Linked DNA regions of Homo sapiens: all the other regions are linked to region 1. The links are chromatin loops, found by intact Hi-C in ENCODE. Cell type or tissue: MCF 10A. All regions are shown on one strand.

Region 1 (8,000 bases):
TGGCCTGCAGGCTGACTGGACACTGTCCTTCCCCCAAACCTGTCTCAGCCCACAGGTGTCCTCAGGAGGCCCAGCCCCACCCTCCCGCAGCTCAGGTGTCCTCGACAGGCCCAGCTCCACCCTCCTGGAGCTTTGCTGTGGTTTCCATACAGGGTCGCCTGATGCTCACAGCCACCCTGTGACATGCTTTGGATAAGTACTAATGTCCCCATCATGGGAGGGAAAACTGAGCTTCCCTGAGCTGCACTGGGGGGGCAGGACTTCAGGATCAGGGGCTGGATTCTGAGGCCAATGTCAGTTCTTTTTGCCCTGCACCATCCACTTGCAGACTCAAAGAAACAAGCCAATGGACAGAGACCCATGGGCCCTCCTGAGCCACCTCAGCCACATATTGATAGGATCCTATCAGTGTGCCTAGCTGTCAGGTTCCTATTGGCTCCTGGGACGGGATTCCTATAGGATCTGGGCCAGGCCTTGACCTGAGGGGCCCTAGCACGGCTCCTGCAGGGCCAGAGACATCCCCTGCCCTGTTCCAGGGCTTTCCATTATCAACTGTGAGTGCTGGGGCAGCACGGCTAGGAACTTCCTGTTTAAAGAGAGGGTGTGGCCATGCCTCCGAATCCCATCCCAGCCTCAGCACCTGCCTTCTTCAGCCACTCCTTGGAGAAGATCAGCCAGGCAAGGGCGCCAGGCAGGACATGTGGGGTTGCAGGTTCTCCTCGCTCCCTTGCCTGCTGCAGACCAGGTGGACAGGAGAATAAACAGCTCCCTTGCTTACTGGAGAGATTTATGGTGCTACCGGAGGAGGCCTGTCCTGGCCCTGTGCGGTCCGGAATGGCCCTCAAGGTGGGGACAATAAATCCAGCCCATTATTTTTTATGAGCCTCCCACTCCATAAACAACTCTTTCGGCTGGTAAGCCCAGCTTCACGCCCCTCTCCTGGCCTGGCCTTGAGCCGGCGCCAGGGGCACCCCCAGTACTGACTTCACATCAGTGGTATAAATTTCCCCTAAGCTGCAGAACTTTCAAATCTCCCAGAGTTGTGGGTGCAGGGCAGGGAGAGCTGCAACCCAGAGGGCTAGGCCAACAGGTAGCTTGCCCAGCCCTGGCGTCCTTCTCTGCCACAAGTCCTGGGGCAAACATTCATATATTTTATGACAGAATTGTTTACGAGAATTAAAATGAGATCGTATATACAAGACATCGCCTCATGTAGAGCCCGGTCCAGATCACTAGAACTGTGCAAAGCTGTCATACGCATCATAGCTGAGCATAGTGCATAGACTCTGACACGAGTCATCAGATCCTGAGAACAGTCTGTGTCATGTAGCTACCCCATTTTGCAGGTGAGCAAATGGAGGCTGAAAAGCAAAGAGACTTGTCCGTAGTGAAGAAGTAGCAAAGCCAAGATTTGCACCCAGGCCCAACCGCCTCCTAAGATCAAAGACACTTGATGAACCAATGGATGGGGGGCCAGGGGCAGGGGTGCTGTGCAGCCCAGATGCCCTGTGACACAAGGAGCCCCTGTCTCGCCATGCTGCCCTCTGCCTAGGGCTGCGCTGCCGTCTTTTGCCTGAGTTAGTGCGGCAGCTGCCTCACAGGCCTCCCTGCCCCGCAAGCCTTCTGGTAGCAGCCAGAACCACTGCTCTGCCCAACCCTCTGGCTCTGTCATTCCCCACTCAAGACCTTCCCATGGCTCCTGAGAGGAATGTGGTTCTCTGCAGCCTGTCCTTGCTTGGCATGTCATGAACCAGCCATAGTGAACTTCTCATCCCGGCCTCTGCCCACACAGCTCCCTCTGTCTGGAACTCCCGCTCATCCTGACTGACCATCGCTCACTGAGAACCCTCTACACCTTTTCCCCGCACACCTCCTGATCCCCCAGGTGGAACCTACGCATCCCTGCCTCTGTCTCATTCGGCCTCCACCCTCAGCCTCCCTGCCCTGTCTCTCATGTCTCTGCTCCCGGGCCTTTCTCCCCCAAGTGAGGATATGCCCTTGGACACAAGGACCCGCTGGCCCCCCAGTGTCCAGCCTGGGGTCTGTAGGGAGCAGGCAGTCAGGAAAAGCTGAGGCGAGGTCATGGAGTTGACGTGCGTGAGAACCGAAAGCATGCTGCCCTGGAGGGAAGCTGGCCTGCACGCCTGTTCTAGAGTGAAGTAGCAGAGGCCCTGGAAACACCATGTGTCCTGTCAGAGGTCACTTAGCATGTTGGGGGCAGAGCTGGAACTTGTCCCAGGCCCCTAGGCTCCAGACCAGTGCCCACCCCCTACACCGTAGCCCACAGCCTGGCTTCCCACCTGGGGTTTGTGGGCACAGGCCCTACGCATGGAAAGTCATGCAGATCTGGAGTGTGGGTTCGGAAACCACCGGGCAGATGCCTGGTTGGCAGAGTGGGGAAGCAGCCGAGGTCATCCTGGGTCATTAGGGAGTGGTGTGAGCCCTCCCTAGCCTCATTAGGGAAATTGGGTTGTGACTGTGGCCACAAGGCCAATCTCCTGGTGGGACGTCTGCCTGGCCACCCCTGGCCGCAGCATTCCCCAGGTCCTCGTCACCCGCCTGAGGCCAGCCAGGTGGGTTTTTGTCTCCCGGCCTGGTGGCTGCTTGATTATGTCACCAGACTCTTTCAGCATGTACGTCCCATGGGACTTCTTCCCTTCCTCCTCAGCCCCCGATCCTGGCTCCTCCTCTGCCTCAGCCCTCTCCTAGCTCTCCCCTAAGCTTCTTGAGTCTCCTTGCTGACCAGCAGTGGCCACTTCTCCAGCTCTGACCCCAGTACCAACTGTCCCCTAGACGGGGACCCCAGCTACAGAATTCCCACCTGCCCAAAACCAAACGCAGCATCTTCCCATCCTCCCAGACCTGTGCTTCCTAGCGCGTCCCCCATCAGTGGGGCACCAGCGCTGGGGTGCTGCCTTCACCCTTCCCCTGTGTGGCTCCCACATCCTAGTGTGACCGGATCCCACGTCCGAGCTCTACTCACCTCCCAAACCCAGCCAGCTTCCTCACCCCTGTTGCCCTGCCTTCTTCAAAGGTTGTGGTTGCTAATTGGTGTCCCTACCTCCGCCTCATCCCCCTTCCCTCCTGCATCCTGCAGCCGGGGCGCTTTCTCCGCCCCCCTCCGAGTTCCTCCATTGTCAGGCACTGCTGCCTTCCTGCCTCCCAAGGCCTCCCACAGTCCAGTTCCTCTCTCCTGGTTCCTCCCCATCTGCCTGTTGTTCTCCCTGTTACGGCACACGTGCCCTTTACTGATTACAACCTCGGTATGTGTCATCCTCTGCCTTTACTGCCATTTCCCATTCCCCTCCCTTCCTGGAGAACTCTTAGTCATCCATCAAAACCCAGCGCACTTTCACCTCCTCTCTGAAGCTGTCTCTGACTCTTAGGCAGGCGTGCACGTCTTCCTCTTTACTTGCACTCATGTGTTTGAAATGGTTCAGCCCTCTACTGCAGGACCAGTCCATGAGCTCCCAAGAAGGGCAGGGATGTGTTTAAGTCATCCTTGTGTTTCTCACGTCTCACACAGGGCAGGGTGCAGAGGAAAACATGCCGCATGGGAGTGTAGAGGAGATGAGACCATCTCATGAGGGACTCATGCCCGAAGTGTGTGCATCATCCGTTCACAAAGTGCCTTCACACCCCTCGTGCAGAGCAGTGTGCCCAGCCCACCGCCAGGAGAGGGACGCCCAGCGCGTCGTGGTTTGCTGGGTCCTGCACTGCTGTCCCACCTTGCTCCCTTCCACAGCTGGTCAGCTTGCAGGTCTGCCGGCTTCTCTCCACGAGGCCTCTCCAGCCCCAGTTTGTCTGTCAGAAGCGCAGAGACCCCCAGCCTCACTCCCCAGGCCTCTGCATGGGCTTGTTCCTGCTCCAGAACACCTTTCCCTCCCGCTGCCCAGCCTCGCCTCCACATCACAGAGCGCCTGACTCCTGTGCCCCCAGGGCACATCACAGATCGCCCACACGTTTGTCTGTTGAGTGCAGCGACAAGTCACCAGACTAAGTTTGAGTCGGTGGCGGGAATTGGCTTATGTCCCCAAAGTGGCTGTACCTGCCGATGATCCAAACGTACCTACTGTGCCCCGAGCCCATGAGCCCCTTTTGTCCTCGAAGGGCCATGAGAAGTACCCGCTGCCGCCCCTCATGCACAGCTGAGGGAGAGGAAGTGAGCGCCACTGCTTGTGACGCAGCCGGGACTCCAGCCCCAGGCTGTGGCTCTGCAGCCCCTGCTCCTTTCTGCGGCATGTGGGTGGACAGTGGTGGAGAGTCACTGGCTGGGGCTCGGGGACGCTGCTCACAGCCTTACAGATCCTCCTGTTCGTGTGTCCACAGTGCTCTTACCACTGTCTCCTTCCGGGTTCCCAGGGCTGCTGTGGGAACACTTTTGGGATGCTACCACCTTGGCCCCCATGCCTGGGCGCCCTCCATCTCGTCACCTGCTGGAAAGGAAAAACAGACCTTTTCCCTGTTCGTGGCAGGCCATGGCCTGGGCACCTGCCTGAGCTCTCTGGCAGTAGGAGCTAAGGGTGGCACTAGACAGCCTGTCCGTCCGCCATGGCTTCCTTTAGGGTCCCTGTGGAGGGCAGGGCAGGGTTGCCAGATAAAATACAGAGTGCCCATTTAAACTGGGATTTCAGATAAACAAGTAATTTTTTTTATTATAAGTATGACCCATGCAACTTTTGAACATACTTATACTCAGGAAGTATTGATTGTCCACCTGAAATTCAGATTGAATGAGGCGTCCTGTATTTTTATTTGCTAAACCTGGCAACCTGAGGGAGGAAAGAAGGACACCTCCAGCCTCCCGGGCCTTGAGGGAGTAAAGCTCAGGAGGTGAGTGAGTCTCTTGACTCTTGACTTCTCTGGTGCAAGACCTCAGGTCCGTGGGGGCAGAAAAACTTGATTGCGGTGACACCTAGTGACCAGCCTGGGAAATTTCAGGAATCAAGGGAGAGGAACGGGGAAGAAACGAGGCAGGGCAGGGGCTCCAGGTGAGGAGCCAGCAGGCAGGGGAGAGGGAGCGGGCCAGCCTTACAGAGCACCCCCTGCAGCTTGAGGGATCTGAGCTGGAGCCCATCACCTCTGTTACTGCCCTTGAACACTCTTACAAAAGAAAGTTTTAAGCTGCGCGTGGTGGCTCACACCTGTAATCCCAGCACTTTGGGAGGCCGAGGTGGGAGGATCGCTTGAGCCCAGGAGTTCGAAACCAGCCTGGACAACATGGTGAAACCTCATCTCTACAAAAAATACAAAAATTAGTCAGGTGTGGTAGCGCACACCTGTAGTCACAGCTACTCCAGAGGCTGAGGCAGGAGGATTGCTTGAGCCCTGGAGTTCAAGGCTGCAGTGAGCTGTGATTTGATTACACCACTGCACTCCAGCCTGGGCGGCAGAGTGAGACTCTGTCTCAAAAAAAAAAAAAAAAAAAAAAAAGAGGGTTTTAGTCTCCCCACTTTATAAATTAGGCAACAACAAGTTCTAAAACCACATGCCTTAGAAAGGGCTGGGATGGGGACGCAAATCAGCGCTGTCGAATCAACCTGCCCCACCTCGGTGTTGCCCAACCCATAGAGCTTTCTGTGGCTCTGCAAATGTTTCTTGGTCCTCCCAACTGTCAGAGACAGAACCACCTCCCATTTCACAGAGGCAGCTTTCTAGGGGTTCCCGGTGCCAGGACTGGTCAAGGCCCTGGGGTGGGGAGAGGGTGCTGAAGGGAGGCTGGCATCCATCCTGCTTTCGGAGAAGCTTGCCAGGAGCCAATCACAGTCCCAGCTCTGTCTGTCTCCATCTGTGTACACAGTGCGTGCCTGCCAGTGAACCGCATGGCAGTGACTGGGTCTCAAACTGAGAATGAGCGTGTGGGGTTGGACACCCTTCCTCCTCGGTCTCAGCCCAGGGCCTGCACACAGCTGGTGCTTAGCAAAGGTTTGTCAATTGAGGGAGTGAAGGAATGCGTGAGCTGAAAGGTCAAGGGCAGCAGTCCTTGTGTGCCACCTCTTGATGTGAAAGAAAGAGCGCTGAGCTTGACCGAAAGTGGGAGGCTGCATGTGAACTCTGCACTGACAGCTGCGTGACCAGGGCAAGTCACAGCCGCGTGACCCAGGACAGTCACTGTCTCGTGGGCTTCAGCCTCCTCAGTGGAAATGGAGAGGCTTCACCTAGATGCTCTCCAAGGCGCCTTCCAGTTCTAGCTTTCCAGAAAACCAATCCATTCTGGTTTTTGCTTGCGTGTAAACACAAAGCAGGACAATTTCTCTCGGAGCTGTGGCCCATGTCCGTGCCCGGTGAGCTCATCAACCAACCACCTTGCAGGTGTTTATTGGGCACCCATTCGGGCTTCACTGTGGTCCGGCCCCTAGGAGAGCAGATCAGGAGGAGGCGCAGACAAGGAGCGGGCTGGTTGGTAGAAAGGCCTGCGCCTGCCTGGAATCCTGGGGCTGGAAACCAAGGAGGCACTCCCTAAATATTTGTGGAATGAAGGGGCACGTAAGCACACAAGCAGTTGAACGTGGAAGGCGTTGGGAGCCAGATAATACAAGATGTGGACTCTTGTGGCTGGAACAGCTGGGTGGTGAGTGCTGAGCCAAGGCCTGTGCACACCCAGGACGACTAGTCCTCTGGGGCCTGGCAGGAGCCTTTGAACCCTGAAAGAGGGCCCAGAGTCGGTGTCAGAGCAGAAGGGACGGTGCTGCGAGCGTGTGGAGTGGGTGGGAAGGGGACCAGGCAGAGTGGGCCAGCTTCTTTGCTGGGTCACACACCCAGCTGGGACCCAGGACCCCAAGAGGCTCTGGGGGATAAACTCTTTCCCCTACATCCAATATGGCATATTGGTCAAAGCAGAGGGGGCAGTGAGAAGGACGACGAGAGGAGCAGAGTTCCCTTGAGGGACCGTCCAGGCTGCCAAGTGGGTACCAGGGCTGATGAGGTGTGAGGTGAGCACTTAATGGAGGGGCTAGAACCCCTTTGGGCCTGCCAATGGAGTGGCCACCAGGGCATCAGCTCCCTACTCCCTCACACAAGGTAGAAGACCTGGGGCGGCAAGTCTCTTGATCTGTCTAAGCCTCAGCATCCTCACCTGTCCGGTGAGTGCTGGTTGTACCTGGCACTTGGTCATTGAGATGTTCAATTAGGAATGTTTGCAAAGAGCCCACTGTGGGGCCTGACACAGGGGCGCTCTGGGTAAGTAGAAGCCCGCAGTCTTTGGTCACTTGCATTTCCCAGAGGGGACTACCCCCTAGGGATGCTGCCTGGGGGTGGCTGGGCTCGGGGCCAGCTGGGGGTCTAGTCCGGGACCGCCAGCTGTTGGTTCCCGGCAGGCCTAGATTTGCCCCAGAGAATGTAATCTGGGGGATACAGGGTGGAAGGCAGAGCCGTGTGTTTCTACTGAAGCCGAGGCCGCACCGCGAGAGGCTCTCAGTGTGCCACTCCAGGGGCAGATGCTGTCAGCATGGAATTAGGGGATCCAGGGGGAGCCAGAACGGCAGCCAGGTCTGGGCCTGCAGACAAGCATACCACCGTTGTCTGAGAGTTGGCCCCTGTTCCGACACAGTCCAAATCCAGAGTAGCTGATCCCAGGCCGCTCACCAGTGAGCTTGTGTTTATCAGACGGTTTCTGTGCATTCACTGGGTTTCTGTGCATTCACTGAGTGTTAGGCATTGTACAGGGGACGAGGGCAAAGAGGTTACTCAGGTGTGGGCCCTTTTGAGAATGCCCCATCTGGAGGGAGGGAGACAATGTGTAACAGGTACAATTAGTGTGGTGAGTGCTATGAGCAAGGAGGGAGCAGGGGAGCCCCAGGCATGGCCCCAGTCCAACCTAGGCACTTGTGGAGAGGGTGGAAACAAGGAGGGCTTCCTGGAAGAGGTGACACAGAAACAGCATCTCAAGTAACTAGCCAGAAGTTGCCATTCAGAGGAGGGCGAGAGCGTGTCCCAGGCAGAGGAAAGCACCTTCTCAAAGGCTTAGGGTGGGAAGGGAGCGGGGGTTGTGCAGGGCGGCC
Region 2 (8,000 bases), 630 kb before region 1:
AGGTTGAGCCATGGCCCCCACCCCGGCCCCTTCTCTGGGCCCCTCCCCCAGCCCTCGTCATTCTCCCTCACCAAGTAGGTCTCCAGAAAGGCTCCAGGTGGAATGCCAAGTCCACACCACACTGACTGGCTAATCACAGTTAATCTGGCTGGTTCAGTTTCTGCAACTGTAAAAGGAGACTATGCTGAAGACACAGTCCTAGCTCTTTGGTGTTCACCCCTGGGCAGAGGGCAGAGCTGAGCCCATCTAAGATAGGAAAATGATGTCGATATCTGAACATTCTGTGGCTTCTTAGGTATCTGAAATTTGTGGGGTTTTTGTTTGTTTGTTTGTTTTTAAGATGGAGTCTTGCTCTGTTGCCCAGGCTGGAGTGCAATGGCGAGATCTCAGCTCATTGCAACCTCTGCCTTCCAGGTTCAAGGGATTCTCCTGCTTCGGCCTCCTGAGTAGCTGGGATTACAGGCACCCACCACTACACCCGGCTAATTTTTTTGTATCTTTAGTAGAGGCGGGGTTTCACCATGTTGGCCAGGCTGATCTCGGACTCCTGACCTCAGGGGATCCAACCGTCTTGGCCTCCCAAAGTTCAGGGATTACAGGCGTGGGCCACCCCACCTGGCCTGAAATTTTTTTAAAGGCAAACGACACCCCATTGCTGACACCCCAACCCCCTGACAAGTGAACCCTTGTGACATCCAGTTGACACATGTTCAACTCAAGAACTCACGCAGGGACAGTCGCTGCGGAAATGGGGACACCCTCCATTCAACCATTCTGGACACTTCCCTCTTCAGAAGGGCATCCACTGCCATAATCTTCTGTTGGAGAGAGGATTGTCTGAAAAAACAGGAGTCAATTTCACCCAGCGTTCTTTAAACACACCCAGAAGTGTGTCTACCGGGGCGAGGTCCCAGCCACTCACTGCAGACTGGGGTTCTGGGCTGACTTTGGAGACTGGCCCCGCAGGTTCCCCTGGCGCTGTGGTCCCAACATTGTGAGTCGGGACAAATATGCTCCTTCCCGCGGAGGCTTTCTTCAAACTCTTACAGGGGTTTGTGACTGCAGGAGGTAGAAATCATACTTTACCAGTCTCAGCCTTGAGGCTGACATGGAGCGGAGACTCTGCGTCGTGTGGAGCCGAGAGAAGTCAGTTCACGGGGACCTGGGGACTCCCCATCCCTGCATCTTCTCCACATTCTGCAGAAGCGTCTCTGATGCCCACCTTCTGGCAGGGCTCAGAGGCAGCCTGGGTTTTGCTGTGGAGCCCTGGGCCAGCCCCCACAGGAGGTTGGACATGGGGCAGGGTTCTCAGGTGCCCCAGGGCCTGACCACATCCCATGGAGGAGCCACAGCTGCTTGGTATGAGTATAGAGAGAGCCCACAGCCCACCGCAGGACTCAGATGCCATTTGGGAAGAGGGGGGCCTGAAGCACAACCTGTAGGAAGAAAGAGGGGAGGGGTCAGCAGGACATGAAACAACTCCATCCCCAACCCTCTGAACCAACAGGCACCCTGGCACCCGAACAGGTTGGCACCCATTGGGGCAGGGCCCAATCACTACTCTAGGCAAAGGGAGGGGACACCAATTAGGGCCCAGACCTCCTAATTAGAGGCCTCCGATCTGGCCCAGACCCACTGTGTGGCCTTGGCCGAGCCACGCCCTTGCTGCTTCAGTTTCCCCACCTATAAAGTGGGAATAAGAAGGCCAGAGCTCCAACGTCACAGCTGAGCCACACACAGAGGACCAAATGAAACAGGTGCCTGGGGTAGCTCTGCAGAACCTCCAAGCCTCGTGCTGTCCCAGGCACACTTTCCATTTGCTCTGTGCTAAAAAGTAAAGGCTTCTGGCTGCTACAGAGGTGAATTTCTTTTTTTCTTTTTTTTGAGATGGAGTCTCGCTTTGTCACTCAGGCTGGAGTGCAGTGGTGCCATCTCGGCTCACTGCAAGCTCCACCTCCTGGGTTCATGCCATTCTCCTGCCTCGGCCTCCCGAGTAGCTGGCAGTACAGGTGCCCGCCACCATGCCCAGCTAATTTTTTTGTATTTTTAGTAGAGATGGGGTTTCACTGTGTTAGCCAGGATGGTCTCCATCTCCTGACCTCATGATCCGCCCGCCTTGGCCTCCCAAAGTGCTGGGATTATAGGCATGAGCCACTGTGCCCGGCCGAATTTTTTTTTTTTTTAATGAAACAAAACAAAACAAAACAAAACTGAGGACCAGGTGTGGTGGCTCTTGCTTGTAATCCCAGCACTTTGGGAGGCCAAGGCCAGAGAGAATCACTTGAGCCCAGGAGCTTGAGACCAGCCTGGGCAACACAGTGAGACCCCCATCTCTTAAAAAAATTTATTTTTTAATTAACAGGACATGGAGGCACGCACTTGTAGTCCAAGCTAGTTAGGAAGCTAAGGTGGGAGGATCGCTAGAAACCTGGAAGTTTGAGGCTGCTGTGAGCCATGACTGCACCTCTCCACTCCAGCCTGCACAACAGAGGAAGACCCTTTCTCAAACATAAAATAAATAAATAAATGATAATTAAGGGCTTAGATTGAGGGGGCCTTGCACATCTGGGCTCTGCTGTTAGTTCTTACAGCTTAAAGGACACATATTATAGCACATCGCTGTAGACCTGTTGGGAGCATGTTTATCAGGAATTTATCTGTTTTCTCATTATCTAAAACACTGGGCTCCCACCCCCAGCCCCCACCAAAAAATAAACAATTATTCCATCCAACACTTACTGAGTCTCTGCAGCCTCGTGGAAGACAGATGGTGTGGCGGATGTGGGGATTGGCCACAGGGTCAGATGAAGCAAGCTTAACACCACAGACAGCTCTGTGACCTCGGGCAGGGCTGAGAAGTGGGGATGAGACCTCCTCCCTGGAAGGGTCGCTGTGACGATTCCATTAATGTCTCCACAGAACATGCTGGACAGCGCCTGGCATGGGGTAGATGTTCAAGAAACAGTAACTGCTAGCGTTACAATCACTGTGACTGCTAAGATTATAATTAACACTGTTTTCCAGAGGGATTCATGGTCCCTGCTTTCTGGAAGTTTCTGGGTTGGTGGCCAAAACACATAAATTTATAATCAAAAATAGGAAGAGCTCTAGCAGAGTAGCACAGGACAATTGTGGCTTTAATAACGAATTATAACGGCGTGTACTGTGACAGCACGCTACGTCGTAGGCACTGAGGGCAGGAGGTGCACCTGGATTTTGTGTCATGCTCATCATAGTAACTCCGTGAGATCCGTGGTACTATTACCCCTCTTCTATGGATGAGGAAACTCAGGCCCAGAGCATCGTACCCAGGACCCACAGCTAGCTAAGAGGTGGAACCAGCGTTTGAACCCAGGTTGTCAGATTATCTCCTCACTAAGGGAATGGCCACCTCAGGTGGGAGGGAGGAAAGGGAGTCAGGGCGGGCTTCTCGGAGGAGGTGACGTTGCATGCACCTGCACACACCCCCTGGGGCAGGCCAAGGAGGCTGATGGATGAGTGCGGGAGGGAAGCATCCCTCCTGGCCCTGGCCTCAGACCCCCTGGTGTCTGGCCCTGCCAGGCTTGTGCCCTCTGCCAGCCTTGTGCCCCTGCCAGCCTTGTGCCCTCTGCCAGCCTCTCTGGCTTAGCAGCACAACCCATTGTCCTCAATGCCACAGTCCCCTCCCCTGGTGACTGACAAGCCCCTGGGCAGAGCCGCTCACCTCTGACCAGGTGGCCAGTGCCGAGACAGGACGCACTGGTAGGAGGCGGCCGGCATGAGCCAGAAGCAACTCTCTGCCCCACGGCTTCCCTCAGGGCTGGATGGGAAGAGACCAGAAATACTTTTTTTTTTTTTTTGAGATGGAGTCTCACTCTGTAGTGCAATGGTGTGATCTCGGCTCACTACTGTGGGTGGCAAGCCACCCAGGCGCCAAGGCAAGAGACAGAGGACACGAACTGTTCCAGTATAATAAAATATAAAACAAGAATAGTTATACCAGATATAGATCTTAGATATGATTATATATGAATATCATTAATCATTAGTTTGTAGCAATTACTTTTTATTCCAATGTTATAATAATCCTCTCTCTATAATCATAGCCTAGGAAAAACCAGGCCATACAGAGATAGGAGCTGAGGGGACATAGTGAGGTGTGACCAGAAGACAAGAGTGCGAGCCTTCTGTTATGCCCGGACAGGGCCACCAGAGGGCTCCTTGGTCTAGCGGTGATGCCAGCGTCTGGGAAGATGCCTGTTACCAGGCGGACCGTGGTCCAGCGGTAGCAAAAGGTGTCAAGGAACAACACCCGCTACTTAGCAGACCGGGAAAGCGGGTCTCCCTTTACCCGGGGGAGTTTAGAGAAGACTCTGCTCCTCCACCTCTTGTGGAGGGCCTGGCATTAGTCAGGCTCGCCTGCAGTTATCCAGAGGCCTAACCGTCTCCCTGTGATGCTGTGCTTCAGTGGTCACGCTCCTAGTCTGCCTTCATGTTCCATCCCGTACACCTGGCTCTGCCTTCTAGATAGCAGTAGTAAATTAGTGAAAATACTAATAGTCCCTGGTATGCAGAAATAATGGTGTAAGCTGTCTTTCTCTCTGTCTCCTCTCCTTCTCTGCCTCGGCTGCCAGGCAGGGAAGGGACTCCTGTCCAGTCGACACGTGACCCACGTGACCTTACCTATCATTGGAGGTGACTCACATTCTTTACCCTGCCCCTTCTGCCTTGTATCCAATAAATAACAGCGCAGCCCGACATTCGGGGCCACTACCGGTCTCCACGCATTGGTGGTAGTGGTACCCCTGGCCCAGCTGTCTTTTCTCTTATCTTTTTGTCTTGTCTTTATTTCTACACTCTCTCGTCACCGCACACAGGGAGAGACCCACCGACCCTGTGGGGCTGGTCCCTACACACTACAGCCTCTGTCTCCTGGGTTCAAGCAATTCCCCTGCTTCAGCCTCTCCAGTAGCTGGGATTACAGGGGTGCACCACCACACTCGGCTAATTTTTTGTATTTTTAGTAGAGACGGGTTTTCACCATGTTGACCAGGCTGGTCTCAAACTGCTGGCCTCAGGTGATCGGCCTGCCTTGGCTTCCCAAAGTGCTGAGATTAGAGACATGAGCCACTGTGTCTGGCCTAGAAATACTTTTAATGAACAGAAGGAGTCCGGCCTGCGAAAACAACTCCTCCTGACCTGGTATCCACACCCAGCTCCCACCCCAGCCCTTCCAGTCCCCACCACGTCCCTCGCAAATCAGCCCTGTCTCTCCCCACTGCCTCTGCCCCCGGCTGGCCACCATGATCTCTCAGCCAATCTTTCCTTTCACTGTGCCTCTCCATAAAAGCTGCTTCAGGGCCAGGCGTCCCAGCACTTTGGGAGGCGAGGTGTGTGGATCATTCGAGGTCAGGAGATTGAGACCATCCTGGCTAACATGGTGAAACCCCATTTCTACTAAAAATACCAAAAATTAGCTGGGTGCTACTCAGGAGGATGAGGCAGGAGAATGGTGTGAACCCAGGAGGCGGAGCTGGCAGTGAGCCGAGACCACACCCCTGCACTCCAGTCTGGGTGACAGAGCAAGATTCCGTCTCAAAAAAAAAAAAAAAGCTGCTTCAGGGCCTGCTCTCAACCCTCTTCCACCCCGGTGTGTCTGCAGGGCAGGCTGGCCCCCGGGGGCTGCAACCGCAGTCCTCAGTAAGGATCGTCAGCTCTGACAGGCGACTGGGCCACGGCTGTGGGGAGGAGGAGGTATTTGAGAATCTGTGTGTGTTGGGTCGGGGGCAGCATAGGGAACACGTGGTTTGGGGAAGGTGATTCTAATGCAACCCCACCCCCTTGAAATCCAATCTTTATAACTGGAACAATTTTAGGCCGGGCACAGTGGCTGTCATGCCTGTAATCCCAGCATTTGGGAGGCTGAGGTGGCAGGACTGCTTGAGCCTAGGGGTTTGAGGCCAGCCTGGACAAAATAGGGAGACCCTTTTCTCCACAAAAAAATTTAAAAAACGATCTGGGTGTGGTGATGCGCACCTGTAGTCCCAGCTATTCGGGAGGCTGAAGTGGGAGGATCACTTGAACCCACAAGGTCGAGGCTGCAGTGAGCCATAACCACACCACTGCGCTCCAGCCTGGGCAACAGAGCCAGACCCTGTCTCAAAAACAAAACAAAACAAAACAAAACAAAATTGGAACAATTTTAGGCATACCAAAACGACTGGAATTTGTTTTCAAAATGTGGATCAGTATGTAGAAACACATAAGTAATCTTTTTATAAAAGTCTTACATTTATTTACTTATTTAACCTCAAACTTTTGGCCTCAAGAGATTCTCCTGCCACAGCATCCCAAAGTGCTGGGATCATAGGCATGAGCCACTGGGCTCAGCCTGAAAAGCCTCACATGCATTTAAAGTGACCTGGAGTCATTTGTGATGAGCAAAACAGATGCCTCTTAGAGAAACCATGAAGAGGGACACAGGGCAGCTAGAGACCAGACCAGCCTTAAGGATGCATCTTCCCCTTGAGACCAGGACCCCTGCCGCACCGGCAGCAAGCTGGGTGCAATCCACTGGGGAGCCCTGGACTGCTGCCCAGGCTTTCTGAGGCGCAGGCAGAGTGGAAATGGCTGGCCCTCTTTCTGGCAGAAAAGGCAGCACCCGGAAATGAGCATTTAGGCTGAGCCAATGGGCAGGGGCAGATGTCAGATTTCAGGTTATCCCACAGAGCAAGAAACAAGCAGCTGCTCCCAAATAAAGAGCAGCAGGAACTTGAGCCTGCTAGGGGAATTTCTAGCCTCTAGAAATAGTCCTGAGGTGGGGTAGGGTGCCTGTCACCCAGAGAGGAAAGTGGGGCAAGAGACCCCGGTGGCTTGGCTCGGAGCTGGGGCTCCACAGATGCCCAGGACCAGGGAGCAAGGGTCGGCTCCTGAAGGTCATGGGGAATCAGAAGCCAGGCTGGGATCCACGCTGCATTTGTGTGACCTGAGCGCAGTGGTCCTTGTGTGAGAACAAGTGGATACTCTCAGATGAGTTTTTTCTTAAGAGCACAAGTGAGAACCGGGGTTGCAGGAAACACAAAGGGGCTCCAACCTCTGCCAAGCACTTGGAAGAACACAGAAGCTGAAGGCTGTCCTTGGTGGGCTGGTCCACAAATAATCCAGTGGGGAAATGGGGGAGAGAGAGGGTGGTCCAGTTGGAAGGCTACAGCACCAGCAGGCACTCATGTTGAGAGGGAGGGTGGCTGGACCATGGAGCAAAGACCGGGTCAGGATTGAGGAAGGAGCATTGGCGGGAGGTGGCCACCAGCCAAGGGTGAGTGAGAAGGCATCAAGAGCCTCTCTCAGCCAGGCGCAGTGGCTCACACCTGTAATCTCAGCACTTTGGGAGGCTGAGGCAGGCGGATCACAGGAGATCAGGAGGTCGAGACCAGCCTGGCAAACATGGTGAAATCCCATCTGTACCAAAAATACAAAAATCAGCCAGGCATGGTGGCAGGTGTCTGTAATCACTGCTACTTGGAAGGCTGAGGCAGGAGAATCACTTGACCCTGGGAGGTGGAGTTTGCAACGAGCTGAAACCGTGCTACTGCACTCCAGCCTGGGCAACAGAGCAAGACTCTGTCTCAAAAAAAAAAAAAAAAAAAAAAAAAAAAGCCCCTCTCAGGTGTCTGCCCTGGCAGGGTGACAGGTACTCGTGGGTTTGGTGACAAGGTGATGGCAGGGTGACAAGGCCCTGGTTCCTGCTCCCACTCCTTAGCTGCCTTTGTCTCTCCTGTGGCCTCCTCTGCCTGCTCACTGGGCCACCAAGCCACGCTATGGCTTGTCCAGCACCCTGGCCAATGCCAGGCTTGGCACCTCCCCCACTGGGTGCCGTGTCTCTTGGCAGCCCGGGTTCCAGGGGTGGTCTGTCCATACAGCCCTTGGCTGGTTACCTGGAGCCCCCCAGGCCCACCCCTACCCATGATGGGTACCCAGAGAGTGCTGGAGACAAAGCTCCTGGGCAACTTTCTCCCTGACTG
Region 3 (8,000 bases), 72 kb before region 1:
GAAAGAGTAGGATCTTTTCTTTTTTTTTTTTTTTTTTTTTTTGAGATGGAGTCTCATTCTTATTGCCCAGGCTGGAGTGCAACGGCGCGATCTTGGCTCACCACAGCCTCTGCCTCCCAGGTTCAAATGATTCTCCTGCCTCAGCCTCCTGAGTAGCTGGGATTACAGGCATGCGCCACCACGCCTGGCTAATTTTGTATTTTTAGTGGAGATGAGGTTTCTCCATGTTGGTCAGGCTGGTGTCGAACTCCCGACCTCGACCACCCGCCTCGACCTCTCAAAGTGCTGGGATTACAGGCATGAGCCACCATGCCTGGCCAATAGGAGCATTTTTATTGACTATCATGGTTATACCTGTTTGAGTGGCAAAGAGTATGTACTCTGGAGCCGTAGTACCTAAGTTTGACTCCTGGTTCTGCTGTGTGACCTCTCTGTGCCACATTTCCACACCTGTAAATGGGGATAATAGCACCTACCTCAACTAGTGCCAGTAGGGTTGTAATATATGTGAAGTGTTTAGGACAAGGGCTGGCATGTCTGTTATTTGTCAATGGCGTTATTTCACAGAAGCACCCCCCACCCCCCCACCCCTCCGTGCAATGATTGAGCAGGACTTTTTTGGCTGCAAGTGGCAGAAACCAACATAACTGTCTTAAGAGCAGAAGAGATGACTCAACTAGGGCCTCAAACAGTGTCGCATTCCTCCTTTCCCCTCCTTCTCTACTTTCTCTCTCTCTCCTCTTTCCCTCTCCAACTCTCCTCTCTGCCTCTCTCTGACTGGCGGATCCATTCCTCCAGGCAAGCCGTCCACACAATGGTAGGACCACAGTGACAGGCAGCTCTGGCCACCAGTCCCTTACTGCTTCATACCCACACAGGAATGAAGACACCCCACACACACATCCAGCTCCACCTAGAGAATCCCAAGGAAGGCATCTCACTGGTGTGGCGCCATTGTGTGTCCCTGTCTACATGGCTAGGAGGTAGATTACAATGAATGGCTCAGCCAGTCACCTGTTCACTTCTGAGGGCTTGGGTTGACACGTGGAAGGGATACTAGGTGCCCAGGATGTCTAACTAAGCTGTACACTGGGTATACCACAACATTTTGATCTAAGCGGGAAGACGTCGACAGGCCGACAGGTTCCAGGTTTCAACACTCTCCCGGTGCTCATGGTGGAGGGGCACGCCGGGCACAAATGGGGCTCAGCACAGAGGCTGGTGCCCGAAAACAGGGCCCCTGAGCTGAGCCTGAGTCTGTCTTCCAGAGGCAGCGGATGGGGAAGGGCATCACAACAAGAGGGAATGGAGTGAGCTGTGGCTCAGAGGCGTGGGGTAGAGATGAAGCGTGGGAGTTTACCAGACAGCAGGTGAGGATGGAGAGGCCCACAGAGCACCATGTCCAAGGGTCTTGAGTGGATTTTGTCCTACTGGCGGCAGGGACTGGCGAGGTCAGGCAAGCCCTTTGAGAGCTGCCTCTAGCTACTCTGGTGTTATGAGTTTGAGTCTCAGTGGGTGAGAGCTGGTGCCAGTGGGCGAGGGGATAGAGAGGAGAGGTTACGAACACAGTGCTGACAAGGGGTGGGGAGTGGAGAGAGGAGATGAGAGGCATCCTCCAACCCCAGCTGGGAGTCCTGAGAGAAGCAGGCTTGGGCAGGAGGAGCTGAGGGCCCACTTGGTGGACTTTAGGTGCCTGAGGGGGCTCCAAATGGATGTGTCCAAGGGACAGCAGATCTATGAGGCTGGGCCTCAGTTTCCCCAGCTGTCAAATGAAGAGCATAGGCTGGGCTATCTCTAGGATTGATCTGCAGCTTTTCCTGTAAATGTGTCCATGAACTTGCAGCCATGAGGCAATGGGTGGAGGTGTGCCTGGTACACTGCAAGGCTCCACGTGGTGTGGCTACAAGGGAAAAGCAGCTAATCCTCCAGCTCCCGCTGGAAGACTCCGGGAAGTCCTTCTTGGTGTTGTCTCGTCTTTTGTGTCTCCTTGGCATGTGGAAGGGCGGTTCCAACAGATTTGGGGACTGTTAGAAAGATGAGAAAACATAAAACTGAGTCATCCCTAAAACCAACCCTGTGAGTTATGAACTGTTACAATTTGACCACTGTATTAGTCTGTTCTTGCATTGCTAGAAAGAACTACCTGAGACTGGGTAATTTATAAAGAAAAGAGGTTTAATTGGCTCACAATTCTGCAGGCTGTACAGGAAGCATGGCTGGGAAGGCCTCAGGAAACTTACAATCATGGCGGAAGGCGAAGGGGAAGCAGGCTCGTCTCACATTGTAGGAGCAGGAGGAAGAGTGCAAGGGGGAAGGTGCTACACACTTTTAAACAAGGAGATCTCGTGGTAACTCACTCACTATCATGAGAACAGCCAGGGGGAAATCCGCCCCCATGATCCAATCACCTCCCGTCAGGCCTTTCCTCTTCCCACATTGGGGATTACAATTGGACATGAGATTTGGGTGGTGATCTGGTTTGGCTGTGTCCCCACCCAAATCTCATCTTGAAACGTACTCCCATAATTCCCACGTGTTGCAGGAGGGACCCAGTGGGAGATAATTGAATCATGGGGGTAGTTCCCCCATGTTGTTCTCATGGTAGTGAATAAGTCTCATGAGATCTGATGGTTTTATCAGGGGTTTCCGCTTTTGCATCTTCCTCATTCTCTTTTTGCCTGCTGCCATCCATGTAAGATGGGACTTGCTCCTCTTTGCCTTACACCATGATTGTGAGGCTTCCCCAGCCACATGGAATTGTAAGTCCAATTAAACCTCTTTCTTTTGTAAATTGCCCAGTCTCAGGTATGCCTTTATCAGCAGGATGAAAACAGACTAGCAGAGGTGGGAACACAAATTCAAACACTGTCAGCCACTATGTGAAAACCACTTTTCTCAATATCTAAACTAAAAAAGTAAAACTTGAAGCATTACAGCCAGGAGTGCCCTACCACCCCCACGCCCCTCAGCCCTTTGAGTCTCTGAGTGTGTTTCATTAAAGAAGAATGGTTAAGAGTGTGCCATGGGGGGTCACACAGACCTGGGTTCAAATCCCACCTCTGCCACTTACTAGCTCTGGGATCCTGGGCAGGCAGCCTGAGTCCCCATCTCTGCAGGTGTGAAGCAGAGATGGCTCACAAGCTTAGAAGATATAACGCCCGGGACATCTCAGCAGAGTGTCTGGTATATATAATGCTCAACACACGTCAACTATTGTTACCCCCCCGGAAGGAGACAGCAGCAACAGGTCAGAATATGCTGGGTGACACAACTCAGGTGGGACGTCTCAGAATCTGGAACGTGGGTTCCTGGGAACTAAGACCCTCACTTGACAGGTCAGGCCAAGAAATGGGCCTGTGTGGCCGAAGGTCATTTAGGGATTGCAAAAGTCTACCCTCAAAGGTCTAAAAACATGTGCAACCAGAGGAGGCTATTATGCAATTTCACTTTTAATTAAAAAAAAAAAAAAGGATGGCTGGGTGCAGTGGCTCACGCCTGTAATCCCAGCACTTTGGGAGACGGAAGTGGGTGTATTGCCTGAGCTCAGGAGTTGGAGACCAGCCTGGCAAAGTGGTGAAACCCCGTCTCTACTAAAAACACACACACACACACAAAAAATAGCTGGGCGTGGTGGTGTGTGCCTGTAATCTCAGCTACTCGGGAGGCTGAGGCACAAAAATTACTTGAACGTGGGAGGCGGAGGTCGCAGTGAGCCAAGATTGCGCCATTGCACTCCAGCCTGGGCGACAGAGCGAGACTGGGTCTCAAAAAAAAAAAAAAAAAGAGAGACAGAGAGACAGAAAGGATGACAAAAGCATTTAAAGGAATCAATATGGAAGCTTGACATCTATGTAATGACATTTTATGCTGGCAAAGAAATTTATTTTCTGAAAGAACTTCCACAACTATTATTAAGCAAGAGAATTCTTCATGAGGAAGTTTTTAAATTGTGAAGTGTTCTTAACTGGTTGTATATTACTACCATCTGCTACTATTAGTAACAGTACCAGTACTAGCAGTAGTGATAGTAGTAGTAAGAATAATCATCGCATGTCCTAAGGGCTTTATGTACAAGATCTCACTGAATCCTCCCCACGGGTGAGTGAAAAACACTAGCTAGCATCACTCTCATTTTACTGATGAGAAAACTGAGGTTTGGAGAGCTTCCACACCATTTCTGCTGTGTTGAATCTTCCCGACAACTCTAAGAGGTAGGTCACCTATACAGAGGAGGAACCTGAACCCACAGAGATGTCAGTAGATTTAGCTAAGGTTACAGGGTGTGGTCTGAGAGCAGACCTGCCGGGTCCAGGGCCTCTGGCTTTCCCAGTGCTGAGGACTGGGGTCGGCCGCTGGGGTTGGGTCCGAGAGGGTGTACCTGGAAGGAAGCAAGAGGGGAGCTTCCTTCCCTCCTCTTCCACTGAGACCTGTGTGAGGCGTCACCAGGGGGAGCCAAAGGGCCCCAGGTCAGCCACTCTGGGCCCCTGACGACTGCCATCCTACTGGTTGGACCAGCTTCCCCACCGAGGCACAGACGTGGAGGTGGGCAGGACGGAGTAGGCAGTTGGATTCACTCTCAAGACCCTGTCAAATAGCCAAAGATTTGGCTTAAATCCTCCTTTGGCTTATTGTTCCTTTTTCCTGGAGCAATAAGAATGATCAGTTAAATGATGTCTGCCTTGTCTCTTTGTTCGTTCATTCACTAATTTAGCAATAATTTCTTAGGCCCCAACTAGGAGCTGTGGCCTCAGATATAGATCAGCTGCAAGCCCTGCCCTCGAGAACCCCCAGTCTAGGAGAAGACAGAGGTAAAACCCAGAGCGAGCCAAGCTCTGATGAGGTAACTCCAGGGGACTGCGGAAGCCCAGAGGAAGCCTCACACCCAGCTGGAGGCAGGGGTCAGGGTATGGGCAGAAGAGGAGGGGTGGGCCCTGTGAAGAAGGGAAACCAAGGGTGCTCCTGGCAGGGGAAAGGGTGCAGGCTCTGGGGTGTGAAAAATAGGACAGCTGTGGGGTTCCCTTTGCAGCAGTTTGGTGAGGCTAGGGACCGTTAGAAAGATGACAGAACATAAAGCTGAGTCATCCCTTACATCCCAAAGGGGTAAGAGATGACTTGTTTGCAACACAGAGAGCTCATAGGTCATTTGGAGGTGACAGGAGCCATAGTGTGCTCCCTGCCAAAGTCACTGTGCAATTCAGCAGCCTTCGGCCTCCACTATCCCAGCTTGGCATCCAGAGGTTCCAAGCCATCCCGTGCTGGAGGCCTGGCTATGGGTTCCCACCTGCCAGCCCACCGCAGTGCAAAACAGACTCATCCGTTTCTGCACGCAGCCCTCCAGCACATCACTGTCATGTGCATACAGTGCTCTGCAGTTTTCAAGATGCTTCCAGAACATTCTCTGGCTCACTTATTCAGTCCTCGCCTTCACTCATGGACCTTGGCAGATTCTCTATTTGTTCTTCTCATCCATTAGGCAAATATCCTCTTTATGTTCTGTGTCTAGCCCAGGTCACCTGTCCTAAGAGGCCTCCCTGACGGCGCCCTGGGGCAGAAGTGACCTCCTCTTTCTCTGCTCCACAGGCCGCCTCCTTTCCTTCACCTGTGAGGGGCTTACAGGTGTGTCTTCTCTCCATTTCCCTCCTCCTCTGCTCGCTGAGTCCTCCACATAGACAACAGCTGCCTAGAAGGAACCACTTTCTCTCTGCCTGCACACCTTAGAGGGTGATAATTCACCAGCAAACTTGACCTGAGCAATCGCTTGGGGGCAGGCTGGGGACTACAACTTGGTACAAGGGACAGCTACCTCTGGGCTGAGGGGTCACAGAGTAACCTGCCTCCATTCCTGCCTTGATTTGTGGGGATGGAGCCTGGAAGAAGCTTCTCTTGCTGCCATCAAGCTTGAGGGGCACCTGGCTAGGGCTGGGCGGGGGGGTGCCTAATGACCAGGCACATTAGAGGGCATTGTTTCAAGTAGGTCAGAGCCCCCTGGAAGAACCTCCCCCACCACCTCACACTGCTTGCCCTGTTGCCCAATGCACAAGATAATATGTGGTTCTGAGGGAACTCCCCACCCCCTGCAGAAACTCAAAGCTACACAATTGACGGGGACAAAATAAAGCCTGTCAACAGCATCTCCCAAATTAAACCAGCAGCCAGGAGCAGCCGTGCAGACCGAAATGTCTGGAGCAATGGGGTGGGGGCTCAGTGGAGACAACAGGCAGCGCTTCCTTCTTCTTTGGGCATCTCTGGACCCCCCACACCCCCGATCCCCATGTAGGGGACCCCTTGCCTCAGCCACCAGGCCCGTGCCACAAGCTGATGTGAAGTCAGATGGGGTGTGAGAGCTGGCTGGACACAGATTTAACCTTCCAGGGCTGAGGAGCTCGTCTACGGTAGGTTGGATGAGGGCGTGAAGAAGCATGTGTGAGCGTGTGTGTGCTGGAGGGTGTGAGGGTGTGAGGCTGTGTCTGAGTGATTGCACGTGAGAGCATGTGTCTGCATGTGTGACTGTGTGTGTGTGTGTGTGTGTGTGTGTGTGTGTGTGTGTGCGTGTGTGTGTTGGGGGCAGGAAAGGGAGCTGGTGTGGAGGGGCTCAAACTGGTGCAGGCAGAGTGGACAAAAAGAGAAAAGAGTTGTCTTTGAGTTGGGCCTGGAGAGCAGGAGAAGAAAAAAGGAGCTCTTATTGGTGGTTGTCAAGGAGATGGGCCTTGGGGTTTGCTGAACTTTCGTCCCTTAAAGCGTCCTGCCTGGAACTGAGAGGGGCCATTTATTTCCAGCCGCCCGTCCCTCCCAGGCCCGGTGGGACCAGACCCGAAGCCAACCCTCGCCAGGCGTCAGGTGTAGACCCCAGGCCAGGCCAGAGCAGTTCCTGGGTCTTCGGACCGGGATGCCCGCCCTGCCCCTCCTCCTGGCCCCGCCCGGTCTGTCACAGGGGGAGGCCTCGGCCTCGCATTCCGGGCAGCGAACTTCGCCGGCCGAGGTTAGCCCCGTGCGGGGGCCTCCCGCGGGACCGACCGCCAAGCGGCATTGTCCGTCCCGGGCGCCCGCCCGGTTCCAGACGCAGGTCCTGCGGCCGCCCCGTGACAAGCACACTGACGGGCCACTGTCCTTTGACGAGTGCTAAAAAGTTCGTTTGTTTTGAACGTCAATTTTCAAGTGATCTTCACGAGGTTTCCCCTCCCGGTTCCTTCGCTGCTGCCTCGCCCGCACTCGGTCCCCAGTAGGTGCTCAAGAAACGTCCAGCAAACGGCAGCGCAGGCGAGTCTGCTCTGCGCGCTGGCGCGTTTCACTGCCCACGGATGGCGGGCGACCTCACGGGATCCCCGGTTCGCAGGATCCCCGCCCCCGAGGCTGCCTCTGGGCCGGGAGGGGTTACCCCAGAGGGGCGTCCACTCTCGACGGCGGGGGCCGGGGCGCCGCGGGCAGGGGAGGGCGCAGCCTCCAAGCAGCCCCAGCCTGGCCTAGACCCCGCGCCTAGCGAGCCGGCCGGCCAGGCCCACACCCCCCACCTGCCGCCCGCCCCAGGGGAAGGGTCCCCCCGACGACGCCCGAGCCCCCCTCTTCCTCGGAGGGCCGGAGGCCGGCGCCCATTGGCCGGCCCTGGGCGACGCCCCGCCCCTCCGACGCCACGGGCCAATGAGCGCGCGCTGTCAGCTCATCAGCCGGGCTGGCTGGGCGGCTCGGGAGCCCGAGCGGTGGCGGAGCGGCGAGCAGCGAGCAGCGCCTGCGGGAGCGGCCGGTCGGTCGGGTCCCCGCGCCCCGCACGCCCGCACGCCCAGCGGGGCCCGCATTGAGCATGGGCGCGGCGGCCGTGCGCTGGCACTTGTGCGTGCTGCTGGCCCTGGGCACACGCGGGCGGCTGGCCGGGGGCAGCGGGCTCCCAGGTAAGCCCCCGACCGAGGTGGGGGGCGGCGGGCGCGGGGGGCTCGGGCGGCCGAGGCGCGGTCCCGGAGGGCTTCTTCCCCGCGGATCCCGAGCTCGCCCCGCGCGGCCCCGCGCCC

Evidence for each region. Hi-C counts contacts between places; a loop is a spot of excess contacts. Peaks named below come from ENCODE experiments on the same cell type or tissue, not always from the same donor. Only the 100,000 strongest peaks of a DNase experiment are listed, where the experiment ranks them.
Region 2: a loop joins it to region 1, with 4 times the contacts of the local background. A loop is called at or near these places in 2 of 110 quality-filtered maps.
Region 3: it touches region 1 in a loop (19-fold over the local background); 89 of 110 quality-filtered maps call a loop at or near these places.

The regions. Positions count from the first base shown.
Region 1 is chr22:43,270,995-43,278,994 of GRCh38, reverse strand. All of the region lies in intron 4 of SCUBE1 (signal peptide, CUB domain and EGF like domain containing 1), which reads left to right. SCUBE1-AS1 (SCUBE1 antisense RNA 1) reads right to left here and starts at 3,053. Exons shown (of 2, transcript NR_134582.1): 1 at 2,984-3,053. RefSeq lists an enhancer at 775-1,275. In MCF 10A, a CTCF peak has its summit at 4,904 (motif pointing left); DNase peaks (open chromatin) are centred at 3,284 and 4,894.
Region 2 is chr22:43,900,816-43,908,815 of GRCh38, reverse strand. No RefSeq gene overlaps it. Among named protein-coding and RNA genes, the nearest start is that of PNPLA5, 13 kb to the right of the region's middle. RefSeq lists an enhancer at 3,153-3,653. In MCF 10A, a CTCF peak has its summit at 4,198 (motif pointing right); no DNase peak of the experiment used is centred here.
Region 3 is chr22:43,343,057-43,351,056 of GRCh38, reverse strand. SCUBE1 (signal peptide, CUB domain and EGF like domain containing 1) reads left to right here and starts at 7,685. Exons shown (of 22, transcript NM_173050.5): 1 at 7,685-7,883. The coding sequence starts at 7,796. RefSeq lists a silencer at 4,398-4,543. In MCF 10A, a CTCF peak has its summit at 4,434 (motif pointing right); no DNase peak of the experiment used is centred here.